2 separate regions of the Mus musculus genome follow, and region 1 is linked to region 2. The links are chromatin contacts, found by Hi-C or POLR2A ChIA-PET in ENCODE. All regions are on one chromosome and are shown on one strand. The core of a region is the stretch at or near the end of the contact, and the rest is flanking DNA. Distances in the headings are between cores, read along the strand shown. Region 1 holds the start of Cd300a (CD300A molecule). Region 2 has its middle 9.9 kb from the start of Gpr142.

Evidence for each region. A loop is a pair of places that touch in the nucleus more often than their neighbours do. ChIA-PET counts read pairs that join two places held with the same protein, here RNA polymerase II (POLR2A).
Region 1: a map of mature B cell shows a loop between it and region 2 (1.9-fold over the local background). The contact joins the promoter of Cd300a here to the enhancer-like site in region 2. A Hi-C loop is called at or near these places in 7 of 37 maps with a recorded cell type or tissue (Patski, T-helper 1 cell, T-helper 17 cell and 3 more). POLR2A ChIA-PET finds 5 or more read pairs at or near these places in 2 of 5 experiments (Patski and embryonic stem cell).

What each region holds. Positions count from the first base shown.
Region 1 is chr11:114,888,321-114,893,613 of GRCm38, reverse strand. Cd300a (CD300A molecule) reads right to left here and starts at 3,573. Exons shown (of 7, transcript NM_170758.4): 1 at 3,180-3,573; 2 at 20-376. The coding sequence starts at 3,249.
Region 2 is chr11:114,811,029-114,815,776 of GRCm38, reverse strand. No RefSeq gene overlaps it. Among named protein-coding and RNA genes, the nearest start is that of Gpr142, 9.9 kb to the right of the region's middle. Within about 2 kb of position 2,981, at least 1 of the 3 ENCODE cell types and tissues checked has a DNase peak (open chromatin) inside an H3K27ac peak, as active enhancers do.

The DNA of each region.
Region 1 (5,293 bases), core at 2,324-4,823, 77 kb before region 2:
GATCATTATGGGGACTTACCTGGGTCCTCACTTGGAACCACAGACAACTCAATCTTGAAGTACTTATCGAACCCCAAGGAGCCATCAAAAAGTGATATATCCACCGCACACATGTAGGTGTCTGCATCCTCCAGGGTGAGGCTCTCATAGGTCACTGTAAAGGTGAGGTTGTCTGGATGGTCCCTGATGGTCACTCGGCCACTCCTAGCTTCTTCTGAGCTGCTGGTCTTGACAATATCTTTACATAGTATCTTAAGTGACACTCTGCACCAGTATTTGTCCTTAGTCTTGAATTTCTCCTCATATCGACATGACACACTCAGGGATTCACCTACACTTCCTGACATGGTGCTGGGACCATGCAGAGGGACACAGCCTGGAAAACACAAACCTCAATTCTACACCCCCACAGCTAGAAGAGGGATAAGGTCTCCAGATTTCCACCCTCCATCCACCCCTTCACCTCCCATCAGTCAATCACCCTTCAGCACCCTTCCCTTCTGCCCTGCTCCATCCTTCACCCGGAATCTTCCCAGTCCCTCTGACCCACAAAGGCCTCATGTTTGCAAACTCAGCTCTGGGCACCTCAGGAGTCTGGAGAAGAGCCACACCCTCACGTGCCACCCCAAACCCCCACAAAAATATGGGTCAGAGCAGAAGAGATGGCCAGCTGTATGCCCAGCTCCCTCAATGCCCTTAGGACCCTGTGACCAGGAAGAGGAGTTAGGGGGAAGGGCAGGAAAATGGGAGGGTTTGCTCTCTAAACCTAGGTGTGTCTCAGTGACTTTGAGGTTCTGTTTTTTTTTTTTTAAGGTTTTTCTTTAAGGTTTATTATACTTGTATATTTGTATGTGAGTTTATATGCACCACACATATACATGGAGCCCATGGAGACCAGAAGAGGGTGTGAGAAGCCCTGAAACCAGAGTTATAGGTGGCTATGTGTATACATTATGTTTTTGTATGTTGTGCAAAGTTTACCCTTGTTCATTTCTCTGCCCACATCTCTTGTTTCAATCCAGACATGGCATTGCTATGTTTATTCTTAAAAGCTCCTGTCTCAAGTTTGCATAAACATGCTCCTCATTTGTTCTCTGCCTTGCCAAGAAAAACCAACAAGCCAATACAGAGCTTTGGAGAGAAGGGGTGGGACTTCCGGTTCTAGGAGGAAATGAAAGAGAGCCAGGAGGGAGGTGGAGAAAACATCAGGAAAGGAGCGCTGGATAAGAGACAACAGAAATTCAAGAAAGATGGGGATATTGTCTGGGAGGAGGCCTGACTAACTTGGAAGTTTAGAAAGGAGTAATGATTGCTCAGTATCTGCCTCAAGGCAATTTTAATAAACCTTGGTCTCCCTGTATGGTTATTGGGGAACTAGGAGAGGTTAAGGAATCACGGATGCTGTACTAATTTTATGGATCAATATTAATATAATAATAATTCTACAGTTCTGAACCACTATGTGGGTTCTGAAAACCAAACCCAGGACCTCTGGAAGAGCAGTAAGTGCACTTAACACTGAGCTATCTCTCCATGATTTGTTTTTAATTATGTGTATGTGTGCGTATGTGCACGGGAGCACGGTACCTACAGAGACTAGGAGGAGCACCGAGTCCCACTCATCTTTGCACCCCCGGCTCTGGGGATATGCATGCATAACAAATCCAATTTTCATGTGAATGCTTGAAATCCAAACTCAGGTGCCCACTTTCTCCACTAAGTCATCCCCTGCACCCGACGTGCTTAATAAGTAAACAGCAGTTTCCAGCCCTCCTGTACCTTTCCTGGCTTGCAAGGATGCTCCTCCACCGCCAGTAGATGGTTGGCTTTCTAACTTTCCACCACTTCCCTTAGCAGGGCACTTTAAATCCCCTTAAATCCCAAAGGGGGAAAAATGAAGAAGAAGAAGACAACCCAAATAAATAAAGGGAAAAATAGCCAAGATAATTTTTTTCAAACCTCTGTGAATAAGTGTGTAAACCCAGATGAAACCAGTGTCTTTCTTTCTCTCTTCCTTTCTTTCTCTCTTTCTTGCTTTCTCTCTCTCTCTCTCTCTCTCTCTTTATTTATTTATTTATTTTGAGGCAAGATTTTTTTTCTATGTAACCCTGCCTGGCCTGAAACTTACTATGTAGAATAGGCTGGTCTTAAACTTACAGAGATCTGCCCGCCTTTGCCTCCAGAGTACTGGGATTAGAAATTTTTTCCTTTAGGGGTGTGGCTATTGGCAGGTTGCCTCTGCCCCAGTGGATGACCCCATACCCACGTGCATAGAGCCAGTGCTAATCATTCAATGGTTTTTTTAAAAAATATATAAATAATACTAAGTTGGAGGGAGATGTGTTGAACAGACTTGGGGAATCAGACTTGGGGAGGTCAGATATGGTCAGACTACATTGTTCACATACATGAAATTTTCGAAGAGTAAAGAACCAAAAAAGAAGTCTGTGGGGTGTGGTGGTGCACACCTTTAATCCCAGCATTTTGGAGGCCGAGAAAGGCAGTCTCTGTGAGTTCATAGCCACCCTAGTCCACAGAGTGAGATCCAAGGCTAATCAGTGAGACTTATCCCAAAAAGAAAATGAAAAAAAAAAAACCTTACAAAAAAGAAAGAAAGAAAGAAAGGAAGGGAGGAAGAAAGAAAGAAAGAAAGAAAGAAAGAGAGAGAGAGAAAGAAAGAACAAACAAGGCTACACAGAGAAACCCTGCCTTGAAAACCCAAAAAGGGGGGGGGGGACCCAAGAAGAAAAGAAAGAAAGAGGGAAAGATGGAAGGAAGGAAGAGAAGGAAAGAAAGATAGACAGATTAAATTTTTTCACACACATCCACACCAGCACGTGCCTGTCAGGGCCTCTCAACACAACCACTGTCCACTCATACTGGTACCACCTGCCCTGACCTCCTGTTTTCTATTCTAAACCATCCAAAAATCCTCTGGGCACCCGTCCTGGACAGCCACCAGCCCCCACCGTGTGTTGACTTGTCTCTTGTTCTGACAGCTGTGTGCAGAGGGAGATCCCGGTCCCTTCCCCCCAAGCACGGCCCTTTCTTTGGTCATCCACCTTACATGAAGGACTCAGCTGCCACATTTGGTGTTGTGCACAGAGAGATCCCCATTCCAGTGCCTCACACTGCATCTCCCCGAAGCCCCCCGCCCTCCCGGGCAGACACTACCTCACCTGGAAGCCAAAAAAGCAGCAGCAGCAGCAACAGTGTGGGCAGCCACACAGCTGAGGCCAGTTGGGTCATTTCTCCCACACACGGGTCACCGGCAGGCAGGCCACGGCTGGACGCTCCACGGTTCAGTCCCGCTGGGGGACGGCCAGTCTCTGAGACGCCCACTTCTGCTTTTCTTTGTGTCTAGCTGTTTTGCTTCCGACTTTCCTCAGTTCTGTTCCTGGAGCTACGGGAGAAACTAAAAGAATCGGAAGGAGCCGAGGCGAGCTGATGAACCCCCCGTGAGGCTCTGATCTCATGACTGCCAGGCTGCCATGACAGCCTGATGACCCCTGCTTGCGTCTGGCTCAGGGTGCAGGGCCAGGTTTCATTCTGACTGGCACCCAGTCACTCCTCCTTTCCTTGTGGGAAGAATGGCAGCCTTGTGGAGAGGAAGACCTGCTAGCCCTGCCTGGGTGGTGCCCACTATGAAGCCTTCCTGGGAGCTCTAGGCCTGGACCCCCAAAAATTCCTGAAGGGTTTCTGGTGTTGGAAAATGTGTCTTCCATTTGACCAGGGGCTCTCCAGGCTGCGACCTTCTTTCTTGTGTAGCCCCATTGAACTTGAGCAAGGACCCAGACAACTTGCAGATCTCCCTCTTTCTCTGGTCCACGGAGACACCAAACATGTACACAGGGGTCCTGTGAACCCTTCCAGCTCGTACAGAATGGCACGAAAGCCCAGGAAACTCTGACCTTATTGTAAAACAGGTCACCCAATAGCTAGCTATTATACTATATTAATCATATAATAATAGTAGTTATTAAAGCCGCAGGCAGCCCTATGCCAATGATGAGGTCCCGAGAGCGCCCTCCCTTCCAGATCCTCCTCAGCATCTCACGCTTTCCTCCTCTTGCTACAAATGTGCCCTCGAAGATACCTGCTAGTTACACTGCTAGACGGGTGGAAGACAACGCTTCAGGATCCTGAAGAAATTTCTCTGATGGCCAGGTACGGGGACATACCCCTATTATACAACTATTCTGGAGACTGAGTCAGGAGCATTGCTGGAACCCACAAGTCTGGAGAGACTGTTTCAACAACAAGAAAACACACCACTCTTTGATAGTAATAGCATCATATGTCAACTAAAGATCAGTATGGAACTTTGTGTTCTAGATACTTGGCTTGGTCAGTGTTTCTTTGCTGTGAAGAGACACCATGACCACAGCAAGTGTTATCTATAAAAAGCATTTAAGTGGGGCTGACTTACAGTGTCACAGGTCTAGTCCATTGTCATCACCACAGGAAGCATGGTGGCCTGGAGGCAGACATGGTGCCGGAGAACGAGCTATGAGTTCTACATCCAGATCAGCAGGCAGCAGGAAGAGAGACACTGACTGGGACTCAAAGCCCACTCCCCCAGAGAAAATTTCCTTCAAGAAGGCCACACCTCCTGATCCTTTCAAAGAATGCCACGCCCTGGTGACCAAGTATTCATAACGATGATCCTATGGGAGTCATTCTCATTCAAGCCACCACAGTACTTCTAAAATTAAAAACAAACTAACAGGGCTGGAGAGATGGCTCAGAGGTTAGGAGCACTGACTGCTCTTCCAGACGTCCTGAGTTCAAATCCCAGCAACCACATGGTGGCTCACAACCATGTGTAATGGGATCCGATGCCCTCTTCTAGTGTGTCTGAAGACAGTGACTGTGTACTCAAATAAATAAAATCAATAAATCTTTAAAAACAAACAAACAAACATTAAACTGTACATGGTGGTACATGCCTTTAATTCCAGCACTTGGGAGGCAGAGGCAGGAGGATTTCTGTGAAGCCAGCCTGCTCTACTTAGTGGATTTCCAGATAACCAGAGCTACATAATGTGACCCTATATCAAAAAAAAAAAAAAAAAGGAAAGGAAAGGAGAAGGAGAAGGAGAAGGAGAAGGAGAAGGAGAAGGAGAAGGAGAAGGAGAAGGAGAAGGAGAAGGAGAAGGAGAAGGAGAAGGAGAAGGAGAAGGAGAAGAAGAAGAAGAAGAAGAAGAAGAAGAAGAAGAAGAAGAAGAAGAAGAAGAAGAAGAAGAAGAAGAAGAAATAAACATTTGTATGTATGTGTATGTGTGTGCCTGCG
Region 2 (4,748 bases), core at 1,732-4,231:
TCAGCTAGCTGGACCAAGTCCTTTGTCCTGGTCTCTGAGGCTAAGATGTATCTTATATGTGGGTTCTGGGGAGGGATCCTCCTCGTGAGGTGAATAGCCAGCTGCCTCTGTACCTGGGGGCCCTGGGTGAATTTAGGTGGTCCATCAGTGTCCACACTGTCTACCTACAGGTCCACCTGGCAGTTAGGTCACGTAGGGCAGGACCCCTGGAGTACTCTCAGTGAAGGCCATAGAACTTCCTTCTCTGTCCCCATTGGCCACCATGACTTGGTTACTTCCCAAAGTGAAAGCATAGGTCTGAGAGTGTGGGCGCCCAGACCGGAAGAGACTCTCAAAACAGGTGTTCTGTATAATTCCAGTCCCCAGCCTGCGGTCTCAGCTGCCTTTCCCAGCAGCAGGAGCGCCCACAATCAGCCCAGGCCGGTCACATGCACTGCGGCATGCTTTGATGCTAGTCTTCTTTCCCACAATCCTTCCATGTCCCTGAGGAACCGGGTAAAGAGCAAGTGCTTCCCAATGAGACCCTGAGGGTCTGAGAGCCCAGCCTATGCTTGAAGCCAGCTCAGTACCTGGTAGTGCTAGCCTACCCTGCAGCATCTGGCTAGCCTCAATAGCACTTGGCCTGATCCCACCCTCTAGGAGGCGTGACAAGCCAGGACATCCTGGCTGGCATTCCTGTAATGCTCACCCTCCCTGGCCTGCTAAATATACATCAAGGAGGAATCTGGGAAGGAGCTACCACAGACAGGATTAAGTCTTCTACTGGCCAACGGCCATGGGGGCAGCTGGGCTGACTGGAAGGATCCCAGGGTTATTCGCAGAGAGGTCTCAAAAACAGCTGGGGAGATGGGGGTCCAGGCTCCTCACACCAGGGAAGGGAAATGGGGCCTTGGGGGTTGCAGAGTAGGCCAGGCCTGTAGGATGGAGACAAGATACACCTCATTGCCTCTCCTGCACCCAATGAAGGAAACTGAGTCAAAAAAACAGGTGGGGGCTCTACTAATCAACTATCCTAAACCAGTTATGCTAGACCCTTTGGTTTTATTTGGCTAATACTTCTACATCATAGTCTATCACTGAGGGAAGCTGAGGTGGGAACCTGAAACCTGGAGACAGGAACTAAAGCAGAGATCACCTAGGGCCTCTGCTCACTGACTTTTTCTCCATGGCTTGTTCAGCCTGCTTTCTTAAACAGCCCAGGACCATCTGCCTAGGGATGGACTGTCCAGAGTGGGTAAGCTCTCCCACACCAGCCATTCATCAAGAACATGACCCCACAGACTTGCCTACAGGTCAGTCAGATAGAGGCATTCTCTCAGTTGAGGTTTCCTCTTTCCAGATGACCCTAGCTTATGTCAAACTGACCCCCCCCACCCAAAAAAAAAGTTGATTTTTTTTCTGGCTCATATATATTTATCTATATATTTATTGTTATGTGAGACAGTGTGTCTTGTATCTCAGGCCAACTTTGAACTTGCTATGTAGCTGAGGCTAGCCTGGACTCCTCTTTTTCCTGTACCTTCCAAATGCTGGGATTATAGGCACAGGCTCATGTGCCACCATACCTGTCTCGTCATTTTTTTTCTTTTTTTTTTTTTTCGAGACAAGGTTTCTCTGTATAGCCTTGGCTGTCCTGGAACTCACTTTGTAGACCAGGCTGGCCTTCAACTCAGAAATCCACCTGCCTCTGCCTCCCAAGGGCTGGGATTAAAGGTGTGTGCCACCACTCCTGGCTCTGTCTCGTCATTTTTAATTCAGTGCTGGGCAGGCACTCTACTGACTTGGCTAAATCTTGAGTTTGGTCTGTCTGTCCATCTGTCCATCTGTCTGTCTTATCTATCTATCTATTGTCTGAGCCAAGGCCTTTGTGTATTGTTCAAACTGGCTTCAAACTCATTCCATAGCCCATGCAGTTCTCAAACTCTGTCTCAGACCACCCCCCCACCCCCCCCACCCCCCACCCCCGTCACCATCTCCAGCCTTCTAGGCTCTTTGAATAGAATCTGGGGACTCCGGGGAGAGGTCTCAGTCAGAGGGGATGGATATGCCATCACCAGGTCCCCAGTGGACTACCTTTCCTTCTGCTTCAGTCTGCCTACAAGCTTGCCCACACAAGGAACTACATGAATTCATTCAGTAGCCTATCGTCAGAAGGGGTAAAAGACTCCCTGCTTTGGGTCAAGAAGAAGGGCCCTCTCCAGGCGGTGGTGGCACACGTCTTTAATTCCAGCACTTGGGAGGCAGAGGCAGGCAGATTTCTGAGTTTGAGGCCAGCCTGGTCTACAAAGTGAGTTCCAGGACAGCCAGGGCTACACAGAAAACCTTGTCTCAAAAAAAAAAAAAAAAAAAAAAAAAAAAAAAAGGAGGAGGAGGAGGAGGCAGAGACTCTGGGGCCTCTCAGGGATAATAGTGGTGGGGTTGGGATGCAGAGAGCCTGTTCTTTTCTACCTCTGTTCCTGACACATTGCGTGCCACTCCCTTGGAGAGCAGGATGCCCAAGTGCTGCCCAGGACAGAAACCATTCTCATGGGGTGGGGTAAGTGTCCTCATGGAGATGGGTTGGGGTAGAGCAAGTGAGACCCCAGAGACCCAGACAGGACCAAATGAGCCCAGATGGACTGAACTCCCTGTAGTGGAAAGGGAAACTACCATTGCTGAGGTCAGCAAGAGGACCTGGACCCTGCTGGTCAGATGAAAGGGATCTTCAAACAGCTGTGCTCAGGAAACCACTGTGTGTGTGTGTGTGTGTGTGTGCACGAGCACGTACGTGAGTGTGAAAAGGGTGGTGGAGGGGTGTGACTTCAGGATGGATGCAGAGACAGGGGGACAGCTGACTTTTCCCACCCTCTAACTCCCCTCTGGCTGTGGGCCCTGAGCCAGTCACTTGGATTTCCTTATAAAAGCCAGTTGAAAGCCTCTGACTCTTGTGCCTGCTGGGTCAGCCAGACAGTCCTGCAGCGCCCCCTGCTGGATAATCCAACAGGGGTGTCGGGTACTGAGACTGTAAAGAATACATGCTCTGGCCTAATAGGTGATTAGAATCCGGAGATACCCCCATACCAAAGACTATCCTATGGTCGATTCAGCACAGCAGCTGGGACAGCTAAGGGTCTCAGTTCAGAAGTTAGGACTGGGAATATAATCCAGCAGTGGAGTGATTGCCTAGCATGCACGAGGCTCCAAATCTCAGCTTCAGTGGGAGTTGTGTGTGTGTGCATGCTCATGGGTAAACGTGTTCACCAACACTAATTTGGAGTATGCTGGGTGGTTCAAAAAGGTCAGTCAACTAGCTACACAGTGAGTTTGGGGCCAGCCTGGGCTACATGAGACCCTTTCTCAAGAGCAAAACAAAAAGGTGAGTCTGTCAGCACCCTGACCCTGCACTTCAGAGCTGAGGGACAATTCACTTCTGTTGTTCGAGCCGCAGCCTGTCCAATGTTGTGATGTTAAGTCTTAGAAAATGAACGAGATGGGTCCAGAAAACCGTTCTTCAGCCAACTTCCAATCAAACCAGTAAAACCATATAAAGACTTGAGAAGAGCCAGCCAGCGGTGGCTCACACTTTTAGTCCCAGCACTGGGGAGGCAGAGATAGGCAGATCCCTGAGTTCCAGGCTAGCCTGGTCTACAAAGTAAATTACAGGACTGCCAGGGCTACACAGAGAAACTCTGTCTCAAAGCATCCTACCCCCTCAAGAAAAGAATTGGGAAGAAATGGGAGACCCTTAACAAGTAACCATCCCCCAAAGCTAATGTATCTAAATGATAGTATGGCGGACTGCCACGTGGTCCCTAGGAAGCCAGGACCATAAGAAAAGACTTGATGATTCCAAAGTGGGTTTTTCATAAGTCAGGATATTTCAGGAGGGTTAGGAGTGGGAGAGAAGGGGAAGGACAAAATGACGGGGAGGGGACCCCCCACCCCCAGTCCCTGCCACCAAGAAAACCACTTGAGACTTTATCAATAAGAAAAGATAGCTGGAGCTGGGCATGGTGGCACATGCCTTTAATCCCAGCACTTGGGAGGCAGAGGCCGGTGGATTTCTGGATTTCTGAATTCGAGGCCAGCCTGGTCTACAGAGTGAGTTCCAGGACAGAGTCAAGGCTATACAGAGAAACCCTGTCTCAAAAAACAAAACACAAAACCAAAAGAAATAAAAGATAGCTGGGTGGTTGGTGGCACATCCCCTTAGTCCCAACACTCAGGAGGCAGAGGCAGGTGGATCTCCGAGTTTGAGGCCAGCCTGGTCTACAGAGTGAATTCCTGGATAGCCCGGGTCACACAGAGAAAGCCTGGTTTGAAAAACCAAGAGGGAAAAAGGCTTAAAAGAAGGTGTGGAGGTTCACACGGTGATCTCAGCAGCTCTGATAGGAAAATCTCTCTATTCTCCTGCCAGGTCTAGGTCATCCTGAGCTATGTGGTGGATTCTGGGTTCTTTACCCCTCCCCCCAGTCCTTAGTCAAAATCGCACAAAGAGACAAGAACAGATCTTTTGGGGTGGGGTGGAATTGAATTTTTTTTCTATATAACTCAGGCTGGTCTCAAACTCATGATCCTCCTGCCTCAGCCTCTCACAAACTAGGATTACAGGTGTGTGTCAACTCGCCCAGCTAAGAGCAGATACATGACAGCCCTTGTCATTTACATGTCAGTGATGCACCTCACAAAATGATCTCATTTTTAGATTTCCTTTTTTTTTTTTTTTTGAGACAGGGTCTCACGTAGCTCGGGATGGCCTCACGATGACC